Regions from separate parts of the Homo sapiens genome. Here region 2 is linked to region 1. A link is an interaction called in ENCODE POLR2A ChIA-PET data of the cell type or tissue named here. Cell type or tissue: PC-9. All regions are shown on one strand. Links, peaks and the distances in the headings refer to the core of each region. The heading gives the core; the rest is flanking DNA. Region 1 overlaps SPNS3 (SPNS lysolipid transporter 3, sphingosine-1-phosphate (putative)). Region 2 overlaps SPNS2 (SPNS lysolipid transporter 2, sphingosine-1-phosphate).

What was found. ChIA-PET counts read pairs that join two places held together with the same protein. Peaks named below come from ENCODE experiments on the same cell type or tissue, not always from the same donor. Only the 100,000 strongest peaks of a DNase experiment are listed, where the experiment ranks them.
Region 2: POLR2A ChIA-PET joins it to region 1 with 5 read pairs; 5 of 35 experiments call an interaction of 5 or more read pairs at or near these places.

Annotation. Positions count from the first base shown.
Region 1 is chr17:4,436,727-4,447,701 of GRCh38, reverse strand. It overlaps SPNS3 (SPNS lysolipid transporter 3, sphingosine-1-phosphate (putative)), which reads right to left. Exons shown (of 12, transcript NM_182538.5): 2 at 7,979-8,044; 3 at 2,534-2,670; 4 at 1,503-1,654; 5 at 740-806. Among named protein-coding and RNA genes, the nearest start is that of SPNS3, 8.3 kb to the right of the region's middle. RefSeq lists an enhancer at 7,813-8,313. In PC-9, for the core only: no CTCF peak of the experiment used is centred there; a DNase peak (open chromatin) is centred at 2,781.
Region 2 is chr17:4,505,268-4,515,719 of GRCh38, reverse strand. SPNS2 (SPNS lysolipid transporter 2, sphingosine-1-phosphate) reads right to left here. Exons shown (of 13, transcript NM_001124758.3): 2 at 2,408-2,473. Among named protein-coding and RNA genes, the nearest start is that of SPNS2, 12 kb to the right of the region's middle. RefSeq lists enhancers at 861-1,518, 2,875-3,521, 6,215-6,274, 9,511-10,179, 10,180-10,452. In PC-9, for the core only: a CTCF peak has its summit at 2,096; DNase peaks (open chromatin) are centred at 59, 1,299, 2,069 and 2,779; H3K4me3 peaks cover 2,624 bases; H3K27ac peaks cover 5,000 bases.

The sequences.
Region 1 (10,975 bases), core at 11-5,010:
CTACCCACCTTGGGGCAGCCTTCAAACAGCTGAGACCATGAGAAGGTTTATTCAAGCCAGGTCAGACCTGCCTCCTTGAAGCCCACCCCACCCCCAAAATTCCAAATCTGGCTTCAGCACTTCACACGCCAGCTCCCCGGCACTGGGCTGGCTCCACAGTGGTCTGCGCGCAGCCTGCATTCCCACCAAGCTGCACTCCCAGGGCTGAGCTCAGCACCCTCCACTATGGAGTTCCTTCCTCTTCAGAATGGTCCCTCTCCATGCCCACGTTGGAAACACAAGGGCTGGAGCCCCAGCGGGGCCTGCCCGGCATCTTCTTGAGCATTCTGCTGAACTGCTGAGCAAGCCTAGCTGCCAGTCCTCAAGGGCCTACTCTACACCCTGACCCTGCGGCTTGGAACTTCCATCTCTCATCTCACTGATCCTCAAGATGCCTTAGGTAGCATTTAGTACCCCCGCTTTACCGACAGGCAAACTGAGGCTCTGAAGAAGAAGGTGATCTGCTTGAGATCACACAGCTGGTAAACTAAGCAGCCAGCTTTTGAGCCCACGGCCACCACTTCCACACCCCATGCTCCCTATGAGGCCCCACATGTCCAAAGCTGCCGATGCCTGACCACCACCCCCCGTCCCCCTAATGGCGCCGGGTGCTACGCCAAGTGGCTAAGGTCACCCAAGGCTGGAAAGTCCCTGCCGGTCCAGAGGGAAAGCAGAGGGAAGAAAAGGAAGCTGGACTCACTCGGAGGGCCCAGCGCCAGTTCCCAGTCAGCATCGTCACAGCCGACCCCAGCACGTAGCCCAGACCACTGCAACAAAGGGGCAGGGGCGATGGGCTGTGAGGGGAGGGAGGCGGAAGGCAGACCCCACCACCAGCCTGACCCAGGGTGCCCCCCCCACGCCCCAGGGAGCTGGCTCTCTGCAGGCTCAGACCTGTTTCACTGAGGAAAGTAAGCCACGTGAGGCCCAGATGTCCACTGCCCTCGGTCAGGTCACCAGTGACCTCTGGCTCCTGGCCCACCCCCAGCGCCACTCTCTCCACCTATGGAAACACATACCCTACACCCTCCTGCCCAAGGCTGGGCCCTGCTTGAGTCAGGCAAGTTCAGGAAACCTGGGTCAGAGGCCAGGGTCCTGATTGCAAATCCTGCTCTGGCCTAGCCTGTTGTGGGGTGCAGGGCCTGGCCCTAACACGCTTCCTCACCTTACCTCCCATAGCCGGCCCTTCCCTGGGTGGGCCACACTGCCGAGTGTGTGAATCTATACGGCACATCCTCATCACCTCTATTCCTCCCCAAGCCCATCAGCTGGTGTCACTGCCCCCGTTTACAGATGAGGAAACTGAGGCTAGGAGAGGTAGACTCACATGGTGAGGGAGGGGTAGCATTGGGACTCAAATCCCAGCCCTCCTGGTTTGACCTCTCCTACCCAGGTCCAGCCCCTGTTCTGACTCCTTTGGGCCTCAGTTTACCACCTGGGGAAGTAGACCCACGGGTGATACCAACCTTCCAACGGGGATAAAGATGTAGAAGACAGCCAGCACGCGGGTGCGCTGGTCCCTCACGAAGAGGTCGCCCAGGACGGTGGGCGCGATGGTGGAGTAGCTGGCCGAGCCAGTGCCCACGATGCCCCGGGACAGGAAGAAGAGCCAAGAATACTGGGCGAGCAGGCACAAGACCACGGTGAGTTCCAGAAATCACCCATAGGGCCAGGGACCCGAGGGTTTGTCGGAGGAGCCAAGGGGACCTCATGACACAGGACCCCAGAGTAGGGAGAGGGGATCGGGGCTACAGACACCTCTCCACTCCAGGTTCCCAAAGTCAAACGTGTGTCCCCTGCAGCCACCACCTGCCCCCCTGCCCAGGGGAGCCCTTTTCCTGGGTCCCACCATTGCTAACCAGGCCAGTTCCCCAAGACAGCAGCTGTTACCCCCAGCCCCACCCCCAGCAGAGTCGGGCAGAAATGAAGCTGGTGCGGCAGTGAGAGGTAGGAGAGAGGGGGCCTCCTGTTAAGAAAGTCCACTGGCTTGGCCAGGCATGGTGGCTCACGCCTGTAATCCCAGCACTTTAGGAGGCCGAGGTGGGTGGATCACCTGAGGCTGGGAGTTCGAGACCAGCCTGGCCCACATGGTGAAACCCTGTCTCTACTAAAAAATACAAAAATTAGCTGGGCGTGGTGGCACGCGCCTGGTATCCCAGCTACTCTGGAGGCTGAGACAGGAGAATTGCTTGAACTCGGGAGGCAGAGTTTGCAGTGAGTCGAGATCACGCCATTGCACTCCAGCCTGGGCAACAAGAGCGAAATTCTGTCTCAAAAAAAAAAAAAAAAAGTCCACCAGCTCTGCCCTGTGCAGACTCAGGCTGGAGACTGGAGACTGTGCTCTCACCTTCTCTCCCAGCCCTCAGTGCAATCCCTGATCCAGTCACAGCCAGGAATGGAGCAGAATTGTCCCCACGCAGCTCTGACGGGGCTGAATCAGGGAGGAAGCAGGTGGGGAAGGGGCCTCAGGGGCCTGGACAGGGGCATGGACACGTACCCGGGGGGAGATGAAGGAGCTAGAGAGGCCAGCTCCTGACCACAGCAAGATACCGAAGCTCATGGTAGCCTTGCGGCTATGTCGGTCGCCCAGGTAGCCAAACACAGGTGCAGACAGCAGCAGGCAGCTAACGAAGACTGAAGGAGACACACAGGGGCAGCCTGGATCCCCCCACGACCGTGGCAGGGCAGATGGCCCAGCAGGCCCAGGGAAGGAGCCTGACTCAGATGCCACAAGCTGGCATCTTGGCAGTGGGCCCAGGGTATGAGGAAGAAAAGATAAGGTGAACCTCACAGTGCGTGGCCAACATGCAGCCGCAGCCCAGAGTGTGGAGGCCTCAATCTGGCCCCAAACCCAAAGCCCAGCTCTGCCGCTTGCTCTGAGTGTCACCCCAACACTGGAGAGGTCACCATCCTCTCCCAGGATGGTGAAGGTGAGATGGGAACTGAATGCGGAGCGTCAGGCATGGAGCAGATGCCAGTTTCCCGGCTTTACAAACACACATGACCCCCGTGAGCCTGGATATGGGGACAGGTCTGATTTTTCATTCATGCACCTACTGGGGCAACGGGGAGCAGGGAAAGAGGGAAGTCAGCCTGGGCCTACTCTGAGCAGCAGATGAGGACGCTTTAGAATGAGCACACTGGGCCGGGCGCGGTGGCTCACGCCTGTAATCCCAGCACTTTGGGAGGCTGAGGCGGGCAGATTGCCTGAGCTCAGGAGTTTAAGACCAGCCTGGGCAACATAGTGAAACCCCATCTCTACTAAAAAAAAAAATACAAAAAAATTAGCCAGGTGTGATGGTGGGCATCTGTACTCCCAGCTACTCGAGAGGATGAGGCACAAGAATCGTTTGAACCTGGGAGGCGGAGGTTGCAGTGAGCCGGGATCACGCCACTGCACTCCAGCCTGGGCGACAGAGCAAGACTTGGTCTCAAAAAAAAAAAAGAATAAGCATATTGACTGTGAACTAGTGATGATTCCAGGAAGCCAGGAAAAAGTTGGTTTTCCTACATAGGTAAAATGTTCCCTGGACACAGCTGCATTTATACTTTTATTTTACTTTTTGAGACAAAGTCTCGCTCTGTCACCCAGGCTGGAGTGCAGTGGTTCAATCTCAGCTCCCTGCAGCCTCTGCCTCCTGGCCTCAAGCCATCCTCCCATCTCAGCCTCCAGAGTAGTTGAGACTACAGGCAAGTACCACCACACCTGGCTAATTTTTGTAGTTTTTGCACAGACGGGGTTTCACCATCTTGTGCAGGCTGGTCTCGAACTCCTGGGCTCAAGGGATCCGCCCACCTCGGCCTCCTAAAGTGCTGGGGTTACAGGCGTGGGCCACTGTGCCCGGCCCACTGTCCATTTTTCTATTGGGCTGTTGTTTGTTAATATGTTTTGGAAATAAGTTCCCATAGTCTTTTATATTTGTTTTAAGAATTAGAAACGCAACTTCTGGGACTAAGTTGGCTGGGTTTAAATCCTGGCTCACCACTTTCTAGCTATGTGACCTTTGGTAGATTCCTTAACTCTTCGTGTTCCCCTTTCATCAACAGTGCTATTCCCTTGTTTGGTTACTGAGAGAATTAAGTAAAATAAAGCACATAAAAGTTATCTGCATAGCTTCATGTAAATGTCCAATAAATGTTATCTATTATTATTACTGATTGCATAATTTCAATCACCATCATACGGAAGTGTTTAGCTTTGTAGTCAAATTTATTAACCTTCTGGAGGGGCAAGTGTTATTTCATATCTTGTTTATGCATATCTTCTTTATCCAAAAGTTATAAAACTATTTCCCAGCTGGACGCGGTGGCTCACGCCTGTAATCCCAGCACTTTGGGAAGCCAAGGCCGGTGGATCACCCGAGGTCAGGAGTTCGAGACCAGCCGGGCCAACATGGTAAAATCCCATCTCTACTAAAAATACAGAAGTTAGCTGAGCATGGTGGCGGGCGCCTGTAATCCCAGCTACTGGGGAGGCTGAGGGAGAAGAATTGCTTGAACCTGGGAGGTGGAGGTTGCAGTGAGCTGAGATCGCACCACTGCACTCCAGCCTGTGTGACAGAGCGAGAGTCTCTCTCAAAAAAAAAAACAAAAAGCAAACAAACAACAACAAATATGTATATATCCTCATATTCCTCACATGCAGGGATCACTTGCAGGCTGTTTTAAGTGCCTTAAACCTGCAGACGCTCTGTGAATCTGCAGATGCCCTTCCCAAGGGGAAAACAGACACTCCTCATTCCCAAGGTCTCCTAATTCAAATCATTTCTGTGACACAGTGGGTGAAATGAATGCTCCCAGAGTTAAAAGACAGACTCTGGAGGCACACTTCCTGGATTCAAATCCCAGCTTCAGCAAGTCTCATAACTTCTCTGAGCCTCAGTTTCATCATCTGTAAAATGGACATAATAGTAAAACCTGCCTGGTGGGATTGTCGTGAAGATTAAATAAGTTGATATTTAAAGCACTTAGAATCGTGCCTGACATGTGGTAAGGGCCAAGTCAGTGTTAGTTTTAAATATTATTAATTAATGAACTCACTCCAGCAGCTTCTCTATCCCATGGGTGGCTGGAGGGAGCCTGACCACTGCCTCTTCTCACTTTCCACTCCTCTTCTCTTTTTTTGTTTTTTTTTTGAGACAGTCTTGCTCTGTGGCCCAGTCTGGAGTGCAGTGGCACGATCTCAGCTCACTGCAACCCCTGCCTTCTGGGTTCAAGTGATTCTCCTGCCTCAGCCTCCCAAGTAGCTGGGATTCCAGGCACCTGCCACCACACCTGGCTAATTTTTGTATTTTTAGTAGAGACGAGGTTTCACCATGTTGGCCAGGCTGGTCTCAAACTCCCGACCTCAGGTGATCCACCCAGCCTCCCAAAGTGCTGGGATTACAGGCGTGAGCCACCGTGCCCAGCCCAACCCCTCTATCTCTTCAACACCCTCTCTCTCAGTCATCAGTTTCCTCTTCTCAGCAGCCCTGTGGACAGACAACAGGCTGGGTCTAGGGCCATAGCACGGTAACCGGAAAAGGTAAAGAGACTCACCTGAGGCCACCAGAGACCAGCCTGGTCATCAGGCCTCTAAGCCCACTGTCCTTTCATGAAATTTTTGAGCTGCTTCTGCAAAGATGACCTTTCTCTTCACCTACTGCCAAACACACACACACACACACACACACACACACACACTTCTCCCTCCGTGGCCCAGGACTTGTAGTAATAATCTTGACCACTACGGTAAGAACCATACTATGGTAAGGGCCAGTGTGGTGGCTCACGTCTGTAATCTCAACACTTTGGGAGGTCAAGGCTGGTGGACCACTTGAGGTCAGGAGTTCGAGACCAGCCTGGCCAACATGGTGAGACCCCCCCCAACACACCCCCACCATCTCTATTAAAAGTACAAAAATCAGCCTGGCATGATGGCAGGTGCCTGTAATTCCAGCTACTTGGGAGGCTGAGGCAGGAGAATCACTTGAACCCAGGAGTCAGAGGTTGCAGTGAGCCGAGATCATGCCATTGCACTCCAGCCTGAGCAATAAGAGCAAAACTCCGTCTCAAGAAAAAAAGGAAAAAAAAAGAACCAGTGAAGGGAAATGTTGACTAAACCACCATTATCTATTTAATCGAGAAGGTTGTGGGTGTTGAACCAAGATGGTCTCACTTTGGCCACAGATATGGCTGGAAGATCAGCATCAGCTGCTGTCTCTTGGCCACAAGATTGAGGGGCAATTGGAAACCATGCATGTTCTAAAGCCATGATCTTCTAACTGTTGCTCACGTAACTCTTTTGTCTTTTTTTTTTCCTTTCTGTGGAGAATAGGGTCTCACTATATTGCCCAAGCAGGTCTCGAACTCCTGGGCTCAAGCTATTCTCCCGCCTCTGCCTCCCTAAGAGCTGGGATTACAGGCGTGAGCCACTGCACCTGGCTCTCATGTCACTCTTAAAGAAGTTTCTAGAACTATGTACTCCTCCACACATTTTCAGCTAACATTAAAATGTTCTTATCCCAAGTTTGAATCGTTGCCAAGGATGGGATTTCCAGCGTTGTTGTGTATTTTTTTAAACTGTATTTTCATCCAAACTCTTGGAGCTACAGGGTTGAGTTTATTCAGTTTATGGGAAATGTCTACAGTAGAATCTAAGTAATAATGCCTGTCCTCTTTTGCCAAAGCAATTAGACGTCAAACTGATTATAAGAAAAATGTTGGCTTCATTTTCTTTCATTGAAAGAAATGTGTTGACATGCATCCCTGAGACCGCTATCTCACTTTGAATTCTAATTTGTAGATAAATAGTAGACACTGCACACGGGAACAGCTAGATAAGGCTTGGCTCCTTGCCTGCGCTTGTAGCCTGGGGCAAATCTCCCCAGCACGTTTCTCTTGATGCTCTCTGCTTTGCTCCCAAGGTCCCCCTGGGAAAAGCCGAGCATCCACGCAGGGGCCTCTGTTTGATACCCCAGAGGTTTTTACACCCAGGAGCAGCACATCCAGGATGCGGAGAGGAGTCCCTTTCTGTTTACCATGGTAGACAGGGAATTGTACAATGGAAGGAGAGGAAGGAGAACCACAGGCCGACCACAGGCTCCCCCTCAGGCAGGTCATTTTAGGAAAAAAACATACAGGCTTGAGAATCTAGAAATAAATCAGTCTCTCAAAACTCTCTGTGTTCATGTAACCCCTGGAAAGTGACTGTGTATCCCCAGGGATCCCTGTACCCCGGTTTAAGAGCCATGTTCTAAAGCCCTGAGATGATGGACTGTGAGGACCCTCGGTGCCTGCTGGTTACAGCCTGGGTGTGTGCACAGGCGTATCACGTGTTGTGACCATGTGTGTGCACATGTGGGTGTGTGGATATGCACACTGTGGGTGTGTGTCACCATCCAGGCACCCACAAGGGAAAAGCTAACGCCTCATGACCCCAACCGCTCTGATGTTGCGATGGGACGTGTGGCTGCTCCCTGCTGCTGGGTGTCAGGCTGTCTGTGGGCCCAGAGTCCATCTGAGCCCATGTGGGGGGATGTGCCTGTCTGTGTCTGTCTGTTTGACTTTGTGTGTCCCAGTAGTCAGATTTTTCAGTTCTGTGAGAGGAAAGCACACATCAGGATTTCTCAAAGCCCAGCAAGCCTCTGGTGCACCGCTGAGCCTCACCAACACGAAGGGAAGGAATGGCCAGCTCCACAGCGAGGACCTGAGGCTGAGGGACCTCTCCCAGCCCCACCTCCCCCTGCTCTCCCGCGGCACCCTACACTCAAACTACCATGGCTGTTCCAGCCCAGGCTCTCTCCTGCTCCTGCCTAGACTGTCCCTCAGGCCCATACCCCACCCACCCTCTGTGCCAGGGGACCCAGTGGGGCTGGAGCTGGGCACAGAACATGACCCACAGAAAGAGCCCACCCCAGCATGAACCCAGGGCCCCGGCTCCAGAGCCAGGGCTCCTCCTTACCAGTCTGAAGCAAACCAGCATGGTTGTCACTGATCTGGAAAACCTCCTGTATATCCAGCAGCACTCCTGCAGACAGAGGGACAGTGCTCAGGAAACGGGAAGTAGCCCTCCTGGCCTCTAAAGGCAGCTGCTCCAGGTTTGGCACAGGGCCACAGCTGACCAGCACAGCACAGGGCATGGCACCCAAGCCCACTGTTCTCTCCCCCTCTCTCCCATACAGCTGTACAACCACACACACAAGAGCAGGCACACAGAGAAACGTGTGCATTTCAAACACTCAAAGAAACAAGCATCCCTTGGCTGGGCACGGTGGCTCACGCCTGTAATCTCAGCAGTTTGGGAGGCCAAGGCTGGCGGATCACCTGAGGTCAGGAGCTTGAGACCAGCCATGGTCAACGTGGTGAAACCCCGTCTCTACTAAAAGTACAAAAAATTAGCCGGACGTGGTGGCGGGCGCCTGTAATCCCAGCTACTCGGGAGGCTGAGGCAGGAGAATTGCTTGAGCCTGGGAGGTGGAGGTTGCAGTGAGCCGAGATCGCGCCATTGCACTCCAGCCTGGGCAACAAGAGCCACGCTCCATCTCAAAAAAAAAAGAAAGAAAAAGAAAGAAAGAAGCATCCCAAAGGCACAGACATTCACACACACACACTGACACATAAGCACGCAGCCACACGGCTCCTTCCCTCCTCTTCATATGGGAACACAGATATAGATACAAACAGGCATTCCCAGAGAAACACACCTGCAGAGGCACAAATACACACACACACACACACACACACAGGAACTCACTCTCACAGACATGTACACCCAGCCTCACTCATACACCCAGACACACAGACACATGTGCAGTGAGATGTGCACCCAGAGGCCTGCCCGCGTATGCACAGGCTCAGGGCTGCCATCCACACTGCAGTCAGAGGAGCGGCAGCCCCCTGTCGCTGCTCAGTGCACAGCCCTTTACTTAGGCCACTGTGTAAACGGAAGTCCCTGGAGCTGTACAGCACAGTGGCCTCGCTCATGCACAAACACTGGAAATGCATAGGTGAACATGTACATAAAAAGACGAACGTGTCCTGGCTTGCACGCATGTGCACACACAAGCCTGTTCTTCCAGAGGCACAGCAGTGGGCACCCAGCCTAATGTAGAGAGAGAAAGTGGGTCTCCCAGACACCAGGGTCTGTTTCCTGATAGCCTCTTGGTGTCCTAGAAAGGGTCGGGGTCTGCAGCACCTGCTCACGTGAGCCATGCGGCTCTGGCCCTGTCATTATTATGAAGAAGAACAATCCTCACTTTCATCAGTCAGGAGGTGACTGACAGCCAGGCCCTGAGCTGTACACTCGCAGTTGTCATCCTAAAAGAGGGGGACTGTCATTGCCCCCATTCTACAGATGAGGAAACAGAGGCTTTAGCGGCCCAAGGTTGCCCGTCTGAAGCTGGGGGAGCTGGGGCTCAAATCTCAGCCAGAGGCAGCCTGTCCACACACCCAGAACCACAGAAGGGGAGCAGAAGCCCCCAAGTGGGTCCCCGCAGAAACACCCACACCAAGAAAGCCCTGCGTGCACACCTCTAAGAGCTGCCCCATGCACATGAAGATCAAGGGATCAGAGGAGCAAAGCAAAAAATCCTTGCTCAGGGAGGGACGTGGTGGCTCACGCCTGTAATCCCAGCACTTTGGGAGGCCGAGGCCGGCAGATCTTGAGGTCAGGAGATCAAGACCATCGTGGCTAACACAGTGAAATCCCATCTCTATTTAAAAATACAAAAAATTAGCCAGATGTTGTGGCACAGGCCTGTAGTCCCAGCTACTCAGGAGGCTGAGGCAGGAGAATCGCTTGAACCTGGGAGGCGGAGGTTGCAGTGAGCTGAGATCATGCCACTGCACTCCAGCCTGGGCGACAGAGTGAGACTCCGTCTCCAAAAAAAAAAAAAAAGAAATCTTTGTTTAGACATTTAATTTGTCCCCAATTGCCACTGCAACCTGGCATACAAACTGTTATGTCTTTTTCCCCTTTTAATATTTTGTTTTTTATTTTTATTTTATTTATTTATTTTTGAGACTGAATCTCACTATTTCATCCAGGCTGAAGTGCAGTGACACGATCTCAGCTCACTGCAACCTCTGCCTCCTGGGTTCAGGCAATTTTCCTGCCTCGGCCTCCCAAGTAGCTGGGATTACAGGTGCCCGCCATCACGCCTGGCTAATTTTTGTATTTTTAGTAGAGACGGGGTTTCACCATTTTGGCCAGTCTGGTCTCGAACTCCTGATCTCAGGTGATCCACCTGCCTCGGCCTCTCAAAGTCCCCCTTTTATTATTTTAAATACACAAAGAAGACAGTCATTGGAAAGAAAAAAAGGAGACAACACAGGTAAGCAAAATAAATAGCTAAACGAAAATGCTCCAAATTGTGCCCATCTTCCATTTTCAGGAATGAGGACTCATCCCCTTGTTTTCTCTCCTCCTGGGCTCCTCTCAGCCCCATGGTACTCTAGAGGTGATCCAGAGCCAAGCGTGCACCCACCCTTGCTTTCATCTGTAGCCTACCACCCTGGCCCCATAAGAGCTGTTTCCTGCAAGAACATTTTAGCTGTTTACCCCCACCAGTTCCCAGATGCTCAGCACGGTTTCACTTCTCCAGGTCTCTATCCCCACAGTAACCACAGCCCCCTTTCTTGCACATACAGAGGAAGTGCTGATGGAGAAGGGACCTGGACAGGCAAGACTCAGGGTCTTAGGGCCCAGCCAGGGACCTCCAGGGCTAGCGGCAGAGATAGCGGGTCCCCAGGCTCGTGGGTTCAGAGAGCTCCACACTGGTGATTCCTGGCTCCCATCCACCTCTTGCCCCTTCTCGCCTTTGCGTGCCCTTGGCCCACACTCCAACTCAGGCCTCCTCAGCTTTGGCCTGATCCACTACAGCAGCCTCTGAACTGACTCCCTGGCTCATTTTGCCTCCATCAGGGCCTCAAATCCAATTATATGGCTCCCCATTGCCCA
Region 2 (10,452 bases), core at 1-5,000, 68 kb before region 1:
CACCTGGCTCCGACCTTATCGGGCTTGGGGAAGGCACAGGTGCCTGGGACACAGGCCAATTATGTGACTTGCCTAGTTGTCCACTGAGTAACATCATGGTCTACTCGACTGGCTTCTTGGCTTAGGTGGCCAAAGGGGTGAGGGCACCCTGGGGAGCCATCCTAGCTGTGCCGGGGTAGGTGACAGGTGAGGGCCATGGTGTACAGACTAGAGGGTCCCTCAGAATGCTGGCAATTCTCACCATGGCCCAGAGGCACCCGCCCTGGGGACACTGAGATGCCAGGTATCCAGGCTCCCCCCCAGCCTATGGGCAGCAGAGGCAGAGGCCCAGGTCCCTATTCCAGGCCGGCTGCTCTCCACTGCCAGCCCTCAAGCAAGCCATTTCCCTGTCTTGGGCCTTTGTCCCTGTATCTGGTAAGTGCAGCTGACAAACAGAGCCCGTAGGGTTACTGGAAGAATGAAACAAGACAATGCCTGTGTGTGCTTTGTCCACCTCCAGCCAGGCCACCGGGATGAGGAGGGACGGAGTGACTTCTCTTTCATGAGCCCGAGAAGCCAGCCTGGGACAGAACCGCAGAAAGAACCAGGGAACCCTCACACCTGCCTTGAGCCGAGCCCCCAACCCCCTGCCCGGCCTGTGACCCTCCCCACCATTCCCTGTACCTCCCGCCCCCTCCCTGGGCTGTGCTGGCCCCGACCATGCTCAGTGGTCATTAAATGGAGGATGCGTGGGGTAGAGCCTTGCTCCAGATGAGGCAGTGAGGCCGGGACCAGGAGGGGGATGAGGCTCGGGCCAGGTCCCCAGTGAGTCAGGGGCCACACAGGGCGGGGGTTGGGCAGCTAGGCCTTCTCCCACCCTTTCCTTGCCAGCCTGGCAGCCCACTCCTTCCCATGCGCCCATGTGGCTGGAACTCCATTTCCCAGCTGCAGTGCTGGTCACTGCATGCACACAGCCCAGAGGGCTAGAGGAACCTGTCTCAGGCGGCAGGGCAGGCAGACTTATTCTGGCCTAGCCAGGGAGACCCAGGAAGGGGTAGGGGAGGCGTTGGGCTCATGGCCTGGGAAAACATGATGTCTGCCAGGGCAGGGACCTGGCCACCTATAGGGGATACTGGACCGCACGGCCCTGCCCCATCCTAGAACAGTCAAGTCTCACTTGAGCCTGAGAACCATCGCAACCCCTCTCTCTGAGCCCCAAAGTCCCCATCTGGGCTGTAAGGACAGCTAGGAAGGGAGGTGGGGGGAGTGGCTGTGGCATTCTGTGAGCTCGGGAGGGATTGTGAGTACTGGAATGCCACTTAGACAGGTCAGGCAGGTTCCTGGACAGAACGAGCTCACTCCACCCCCTCCCTCCCAGGAGGGCCCAGGCAGGGGAAGGGGTTCACCGACTGGACTGGAATGCAGACCATGGGGACCTCATCCTGCATCTGACGGGGGCTCACAGCCAGATGGACTCCAGGGCCAAGGGCCCAGAGAAAGCAGGATCCAGGCTGGGGCCACACAGCATGACTAGGGCAGAGTCAGGACCAGGCCTCCCGCCCCAAGCCCTGAGTGGCAGCACTGGCCTTAGTCTCTGCCCAGGCCTGAAGGTTGCTGCTAAGAGCATCGCCAACATGGCCTCAGCCAGTGGGAAGGCCAGGGAGCCAAGGGCCCAGCTCCCACAGGGCCATGTCATGGGGAAGGCAGGGACAAGGGAGGCACGCTCCCTGGAGGGAGGGGCTGGTGGGCTGCCATAAGTGCTTAATGGCCTCCCACACTGTCCCGGCCCAGCTTCCAGCAGCCTGGGGGCTCAGGCCCTGCTCTGGCAGCCCATCAGAAGCCTGGGCCCCAGGGGAGAGGGTGGTAGGGAACCTCAGGCCCACGTCCAGTCCAGGGCCCAGATTCTCAGGCGCCTGCCCCGGGCTTGGGAACCGCTCTGGGGCTGACTAGCTGGAGTTTTTTGCTTCGTCACCTAAGAGGCGATTCCCAGGGTTGATGATATTGGAAGGAATGTGGGGGAGGGCAGGAGATAAAAACAGGGTCACCACGGCTCTGCTGGCATTGCCCAACTTACTGAATTAAGGAGCTCCCTGCACCAGCCTCAGGAGGGAGCCTGGATCACTGGGTCCCGATGAGGCCCCAGGACCCAGAGAAAGTTCACCTCTGCAACCTCTGCCTGCACTCTCCTTTACCTGCCATAGCCCCTCAGGGCAGGTATTATTCATTTTGTTACACAAGAAAAGCAGCAGAGGCTCAGAGAAGCAGTGCCATTGGCAGGTGGCAATAGTGAGACTGGGATGCAAAGCCCACTCTCTTTCCAGGAGTCAGGACAGGGGAAGACAGACCGGGTGGCAGATGACGACCAACAGGACAGGACCCACGACGCCAACGCCTGGGCGTGGGGGGGAAGGTGGGAGGTGGGCCTCACCTGACTGCAGCAGGCCGGCGCCTCGGTCCTTGACCCCAAAGTGCTGCTGGATGTCCAGAAGGACGCCTGGAGGGAAGACAGAGGGTGCTCACTGGCCGAGTCTGATGGCTGGTGTCCCCACAGACCAGCCCAGCCTCTTTCCCGCCTTGCAGGGCCCAGCCTGGCCATATCTGCGGCACTCCTGCTCTGCTGCGACCTCTACCCTGCCCAGGTTTCCCAGGCTTCCCTCCTGCCTCCCCGGGGACCTCCTGTCCTCAGCCTGTTCCCATCACTCACAAGGACCCGAGGGGCAGGGAAAGGCAGGGCTCCTCTGCGGTCATTCTGCCCCATGGGCAACCACACCTCCTATCTGCCAGCTTGGGCCTCTTCCCTACCTGCGGCCCAGGCCGTGGATCAGTGCAATAGACATAGGCCTTTCCCTCAGGGGGAACACAAAGCCCATGACTCAGAGAGCAGCGGGGGCCCTGAAAGCTGCGGGGAGCCCTCTGGCCTGGGAGGGGCAGCCGCTCACTCTGGTTCACCTGCACATGTGCACAACCACATTCGCACACACACGCACACACCTGTACATGCACACACACACCTGCACACGCACGCACGTGTGTGCACACACCTGCACACATGCATACACACCCACGCGCGCACACACATACCCGTGCGCGCGCACGCACACACACACACTGTCACCCCAGCTGCCCTCAGGATTATAACCGGGCCCCTCCATTTTCAGATTCTGGCCCAGGGTACAGAGGGAAGCAGGCGGGGCTCCAGGCCCGTTTTCTTGGGAGAAGTGGATTTCTTGAGGCCACACCCGCTTCCAAGCCCAACTACTTTAGGGCTTTGCACGTCACGGGGTGGGGGCAGCAGCTGGACCACCCAGAAACCACCCACAGCCCCAGCAGACTGGCAGAGCCATGGCTTCTGGGGGACAGGCAGGATCTTGGACCTCCTACCCCTCGCAGCACTCAGCCAGGGCTCCTGAGTAAGCACAACCCCCATCCCCGTGGGCCTCAGGGTCCCTGCCTGCATTATCTGTGAGGACAGGAGGACCCAGGGCACAGGCCAGAGCCCCGCTGACCATAGCACATCTGCAGTGAGAAGGGACAGCGGAAGAAGGAAGAGGAGATGGCCCTGCCTTTGGGGGCCTTACAGGCAGGGACAGAAGCCTTTGGGGGACTCCAGAGCTCTTCATGATGACGATGATGATGGCAGCATTCAACAGATGATGGTTTGCCGAACTGAGCATTAAATGCCTGTATAATCCCCACACAGCCCTAGGAGGCTGGTACTAGGATCCAAGTTGACAGATGAGGAAACTGGAGCATAGGAAGTCAGGCTGTGGGCTCAAAGTCACACCACAGGGAAGTAGGAAAAAGTGGAATCTCCAGGTGCTGTATGAGGATCCTGCTGGCAGCTGGGACTGGGGGTGTGGAAGGAGTGGGGAGGCTGGAACGTCACTGTCCCTTCCGAGACCCAGGTTGGAATCCTGAGCAATTTCCCGGAATGCAGGACAGACGGGCGGATGTCCCAGCAGCCTGACAGCCAGAGAAGCTGTCTTCCTCCTTGTTAATGCCCTGAGTGGGTTGACCATAATTACCCGTAATGAAGAGGCTGTGTGAGGCCCAGTTAATGACTTAATAACCAAGGCAGAGGCTGTGGCTTTGCCTTGAAGGTAGAAGCCGGGGCCAATCCTAGGCCTGTGGATGGCAGAGCCAGCAAGAGGGACCTCTGAGGTGCCCTGACCCAGCCCCAGAGGCTCACAGCCCCACAACCCATTCCTTTCTGGGTCAGGACTCTGTTCCCCCTCCTGATGTGTAGGTTTGATCCCATCCCTCTGTGGCACAGTCACTTCACAGGGTGAAGGTGTGGCCCTGCCAGCCCCGCCCTCCGGCCTCACTTCTCAGGACACCACCCCTCCACTAGCCACCCCAAACTACTCATGGCCCCCTGACTCTGCACACTTCCTCTTCTATTCTGGTACAACTCCGTCAACCAGGCTCACTCCTGCCACTTCTTCAAGGCCAGTTCAGATGCCTCCTGTTCTGGAATATCTCCCCTGCTTGCTCCCCTCCCACCACCCTCAATAAGTTAGTTGCCCCCACTCTTCCCCTGTCCAAACTCGTTTTAGCACTGGGCCTACCAGGATGAGTGGGTTCTATAGGGAATGCACACAGAAGCACAGCTATGAGCTCCTCCTGAGCTGAGAGCCGCTAGTTACCGCTTCCCGCTAAGTTCCAAGGAACTGCGTGAGGCTTTGAAGATGGTACAGACGCTGTCCTCACTATCTGTGCTGGTATTTATGATTCTCATCCCATTTTATATAGGAAGAAACCGAGGCTCTGAGACATGAAGTAATTTGTCACACAGTACATTCTGTTTTGGAGGTGAGATCTGAAACGAGGTCTATTGCCAAAAACCAAAGCTCGTTCTCCTGCCACGCTGCCTTCTGCGTGGTTTGCTGGTGTCCTCCAGGGCCCAGCACACACATAACCCACAGGGACTTTACACGTGGGTGAATGTTTCTTCATCCTCCACTAGACCACAAGCCAGGCAGGAGCCGTGGCCGGTCATCTCCAGGACTCAGAGCAGGGACAGTCACGATTTTGGTGTCGGGTGGACAAGAGGATGGGCGGAGTCAGGAGGAGGCAGGAGGGTCCCCATCCATAGTCCAGAGGAGGGACACGGGTCTGCAGTAACTGCAGGTTCCATTTCTGGGAGGGAGGCCATATCAAAATAGCCATCATGATGACATCCTGTGTCCACGGCAAATCAAAGCACTCTCGCTTCCTCCCTGCAGTATCCAGCTATCCAGCGGCACACTTCCCCATCCGATGACTTCAAGGTCCAGGATTTGCCTCTGCCTCCAGGAAGCCTTCCCCTGACTTCCTACCACATAGAGCTCCTGGTAGAGGGAGAACATTCCTCCACATCCAGATGGGCGTCTAAGGTCTCTGGGAAGTCCTGGGCAGTTCCCAGGACACAGGAAGCTTTTGGATAACATGGCCTGCTCCCGTCCCACCACTCCCCAGCGCCCAGTCTTGGGTCCAAGTCCAAGCTCCAGGAAGAAGACCAGAGAGAACCTTCCCAGGGAGCAGGGCTTCCTGCAGGCTGCGAGGCCCAAGGTCGGACCTGGGCTGAACCTTTCTGGCTTGCTTTCCCTCTTCCGGGCCTGGAGGCGGCCACAGCCACAGGAGGGTGAGATCCCGCTGGCCGCTGGCACGGGAAGCGTGTGTCACAGCAGCTCGGCGGGTCGCCTCAGATTTTCCTTTGGGCTCCAGCACGGCTCAGGCCCACGCACCCCTCCCTTCTTCACCACAGCCTTATTTTTAGCCTCTTTCCTGGAGGCTGAGGTTTGGTGGGTCACAGGATGGGCCTCACGCCCAGGAGCAGCCTCCCACAGCTCAGGCCAAGCCCACCCCGCCAGGCGTGCATGCAAAGTGGGGTTCCTACCCCAGATGCAGACCCCAGCCAACACAGCCACAATGCAGGCCTCTCCAGGCATACCCCAAATCCACAGCTGGAATCGTCTCCTAGCCACAGGGTTCTCATCACCCAAGAAAACATTCTGGAACAACATCCATTGACAAGTTACGTACCTCCCAAGCCCCAGGAGGTCTCACCTCTTGTCTGAGGCCAACGTCCCCTACTCTGGGCCAACAGTCTCTCTCGCCTGGCAGGGAGGCTGCGCTGGGTCAGTCCTTGGCTTGGGCCCGTGCACTCAGCCTCTCCCTGGCTTCCGGCTCCTGCACAGCAGCCCACAAACACGCCCACACCTCCCTCACCCTGGTGGTGAGAACAGCTCTGACTTGTCCCCTCTGCCAGCTGTTCCTTTCCTCTCCTCCTTTCACAGGTGACAGCATTTGTTGTTGTTTTGAGACAGGGTCTTGCTCTCTGACCCAGGCTAAAGTGCAGTGGCACAATCACAGCTCACTGCAGCCTCAGCCTTTTGGGCTCCAGCCATCCTCCTGCCTCAGCCTCCCGAGTAGCTGGGACCACAGGCGTGGACCACGACACTTGGCTAAGAACTCTGGAGAGTTCTTTCCCTTCCCAAGTCAATATTCTCACCTCCTTTCCTCCTCTGAAACCAACCACCTCCTGGAGGCTCAACCCCTGGACGCTCTCATCCCTGTTTCCCAGCCTCCTGACTGATTCCTCAGCTCACCACTGGGTCCCCATTCCCTGAGCGGACCCTGTAGGACACTGCAGGACCCTGGGAGTCAGCCAGGATACCCCTTTGGCTCCCTCCACCTCATGAATGGGCCCCGGTGATTCTCCATCTGCTTTATCGTCCAGCCTCCTCCCTGGACTCCCTGCCTCCAGCCCCTGCCGGCCAGCCGGCATCCCTCCTGCTGCCTGATCTCACAAGCTCTTACGAATCTCCTACTGAGTTCTAAGTCCTGGTCTGGGCCTCTAGAGACCCCGAGACAGTGCCTGGACTCAAGGAGCTAACGCTGTGGCCCACTGGTGACCTCTGGCCTCAGAGTCGTCCATCAGTCCTTTAAGATCCACTGGCCCAGACCCCTGGCTCAGTAATGGTACCAATAACAACAGCGACAATGCACATATTGACACATATCCACCAACTACTTTGTGCCAGGCGCTGTTCTACGAGTATTGGCCCAGTGGGTACGGCTGCCCACTCACACTTAGCAGCCCCATTGCCGCCCAGAATTCTAGCATCTGAGGCCTCCACGGTCTGGCCCTAAGCCAGCTCTTCTCCCAACCACAGTGCCCACCGCACACACATACAGCCCCTGACTCCAGGCAAAGGGAAATGCTGCTAGCCATGACTTTTCACCTCCCTGGACCCCTATTTCTTCCTGTGTAAATGCAGAGACTGGGAAGATCCCCAAACCTGCCTGAGAATCCCAATCACCTTTAGGGAAGGTGCTTATTAAAATACAGCTTCCTGGGGCCCTCCCCAAATCTGCAGAGTCACCCTTTCTAGATGTGGGACCTAAGAATCTATAAACGCACTGCCCAGGTGATTGGAAACCACTGGCCAGGCTGCTCTGAGTTCCCTGGAATCACACATCACAGGCTGTAGGCCGCCCAGCCCTGGCCACAGCTGTGCCTCTTCCTAGGCTATCCCTCTCTAGCCATTAAGACCTGCCTCACCTCTAGGGCGCAGATCCAAAGTCGCGTCTACCAGGATACCTGCGCCTCTCTCCTCTGAGGCTCTTGGTGAAGTGGTGCCTGTAACCTCAAGGGCACCCCCAGAACTGGATGGACTCTGGCCCTGACTCACTCAACAGCTTGCCCCAGACACTCACAGTGATTCCCCATCACTGCTGGTTCTTCAGTAGCCCCGAGAGGAGTCAAGCCCCGATTCCAGGACTTCTGGCCTCCTCCTCCCTCCTCCAGCCAGGCCCAATCTGCTGACATCACAGAATCCTCGAAAGGCCAAGGTGTAAGAGGAAATCCACACTGACCTCAAGAGCCCTCGGCTCAGGCCAGCCTCAAATGCAAGATGCCAACAGCGTGATCCTGAGGTCTCTTCCTTCCTAGGCAGCCCAGACAGGGCACCTGGCACTCAAGCTTGTCCCCGCGTACCCCCTGCTTTCCCCAAGCACAGTCAGTATCAGCCCACGTTCACCCTACCTGAGCCTGTCTCAGAGCAGCAGGTGGCTTAGCTAAATTCTCAAGAGCATGGGCTCTGGAACTGGAGCATCTGGGTTTAAATCCTGGTTTTCCCACTTTCTCTGCTGTGTGACCTTGGGGAAATAACATAACCTCTCTGTGCCAGTTTCCTCCTCTGTAATATGGCTTAATTTGAAGACCTGCTTCATTTCATATGGTTGTTGTGAGGTTTAAGTAGGTTAATCCACATTCAGTGTTTAGAATAGTGCCTGGCACATAGTAGGTCCTCAATAAATGTCATAAATGTTATCATTTGTAATTAACTAGTGGGACAGGACACAGCCCCAGCTATGACCTGAGAACAATGGGGCATTCCCACCTTGGTTTTCTTTTATCCAAAATGGGGGCAGATGCCTGGAAAGACAGGGCCTAGCAATCTGAAAGGATGGGCCCTGATGCCCTTCACCAGTCCCTCTCAGAGGGACCCAGGTCCCCATGTGGAGGCCTCAGTGCTGGCTCACGCTGGGAGTCTTACCCCTGCTCCCGCTTGGCTGCAGCTCCCACCCCGGTAATTACAGGGGCCTGAGAGCCTGGCTCTGCTGACCTGGCGCTGGATGGCTAAGGCTGGGAACCCACAGCCCGGCCCCGCTGGCACCCCACCAGCCTAGGGACTGGGCCAAGGCAGTCCCTGAGCCAGTGCTCTGGACTCAGGCACACTCACTCCTACTCACCCCCAGGCTTCCCCAGGGCAAGATCCTGCCCCCGTCTGCCCGCAGGAGGCTGTGATCTTCAGGAGCAGCTGGGCCTCAGGTTGCCCATTTCAGAAGTGGCCCAGAATCCCAAGACATCCCTGCTGGGTTCATTTCTGAATCTCAACTGGGTTTGTTCTACATCTGCTGGTCCCCTACTCCCAAGCCACCCTGCAAATCTGGGTCATTAATGGCAGAGCAGCTTACTGATCAGTCTCTGCAGAGACCATGAGGATGAGGCCCCCAGCCCAGAGCCTTGGCCCCTTAGAGAAACACCCCTCCCCACCCACGAGTCCTGCCCGCAGACCCCGCTAGCCCTAGAGAGACACCACCCTGGAGCTCAGAGTGTCCCCCTCCTCCCTGCTGTGTCTCTATGCCAAGAGTGGGCGGGGCCGGGCTGCCGGGCCTCTGGCCTGTGGTTCTAGTCTATCATTTGGGGCCAGCTTTACTGGAACCAGGCTCTGCCTGAGCAATCTGGGGGCTTTGCACGGCTACTCCTTCCCCAGCTCAGCCTCCCCAGCCCTGTCCTGGCCCAGGGACTCCCAAGACCACCAGGGGCCAGGGATAAGGTGGCCACAGCCTTATCGTGACCCACAGGGGGTGTGGCCAGTGGGTCATGATATGCCAGCCAGACACAGGATAAGGCAGGGGCCTGGGGAAGAGGGTGGGGAAGAGATAAGAGACCTCAGAATGGCTCCCCTCAAGCCCACAAACCCTCAGCCTTCTCCCCACGTGCTACTTCAGTAGCCAAGGCGGCCAGGGACTGCTGCTCCCCGCCTCGGATGGAAGCTGACGTGCAGAAGGTGAGCGGGACAGAGGCTGCAGGAGCCAGGCCGAGCTGGTCCCCAGGCTCCCACATCTGGCCTGTGTTCCCCACCTGCACCCCGACAACTCCCCACAAAAAGGCTGCAAGCAGTCACCCCTCAACACCCTAGCATCCCCACACGGATGCTGGAAACAGCTGTGTGACCAAGTAACCCCACCTCTCCCCAGGCACAGCCCTTTTCAGTTGACAAAGCCTGATCCTGCTCTTTGCCTCTTGGAAGCCCATTCAGGAACCCCATGCCTGACAGGGAAGGAATCACGAAGACCTCGTGGCTCTAGGAGTGGGAGTGGGGAGACCCTAGCATGGGCTCCAAGAGGGCAGAGGAAAGCGGGAGGCAGGAGGACAGGACCCTGTCCCCAGCCTCCAAGCTCTGGCTAGTGCCTCGTTCCAGGTTTGATTCTTGCCCCGATGCCGATGCTCTCCTCTCCTCTCCCCTGTGGCCCCACTCACCAACCTCCCAGCCACCAGGCGAGGACCAGGCCCAGAGCAGACCGGTGCTCTTCCTCACACGGCCTCACTGTGTGACCTGGGCCAGCCCTATCTGCAGAAGAGACAGGGCAAAGCTGCCACTGTGCCCTCTTGAATGTAGAAAAGCCATGTAGAAAAGCCGCTCTGCCCAGCTTGGGGGTTGCGCGGCCTCATTGTCAGGGCTGAGGACTGGGTAGACAGGGACTGCCTGACTACATCCTCCCATTTCCTTCCTGGAGACTCAGGCCCTGAGGCTCATTGTGAGCCCTGGTCAGAACAAAGAGACAGCACCAGCCACTGTCGGAGAAACCCTGATGTCAGCACAGGGGCCTGGCCCTTCACCTGAGCTGTCCAAACCTACCAGTGCCCTTTCAGCCCAGAAGGATGTGCTTTGGGTCAGGCAGGTATGAGTCAACCCAAGT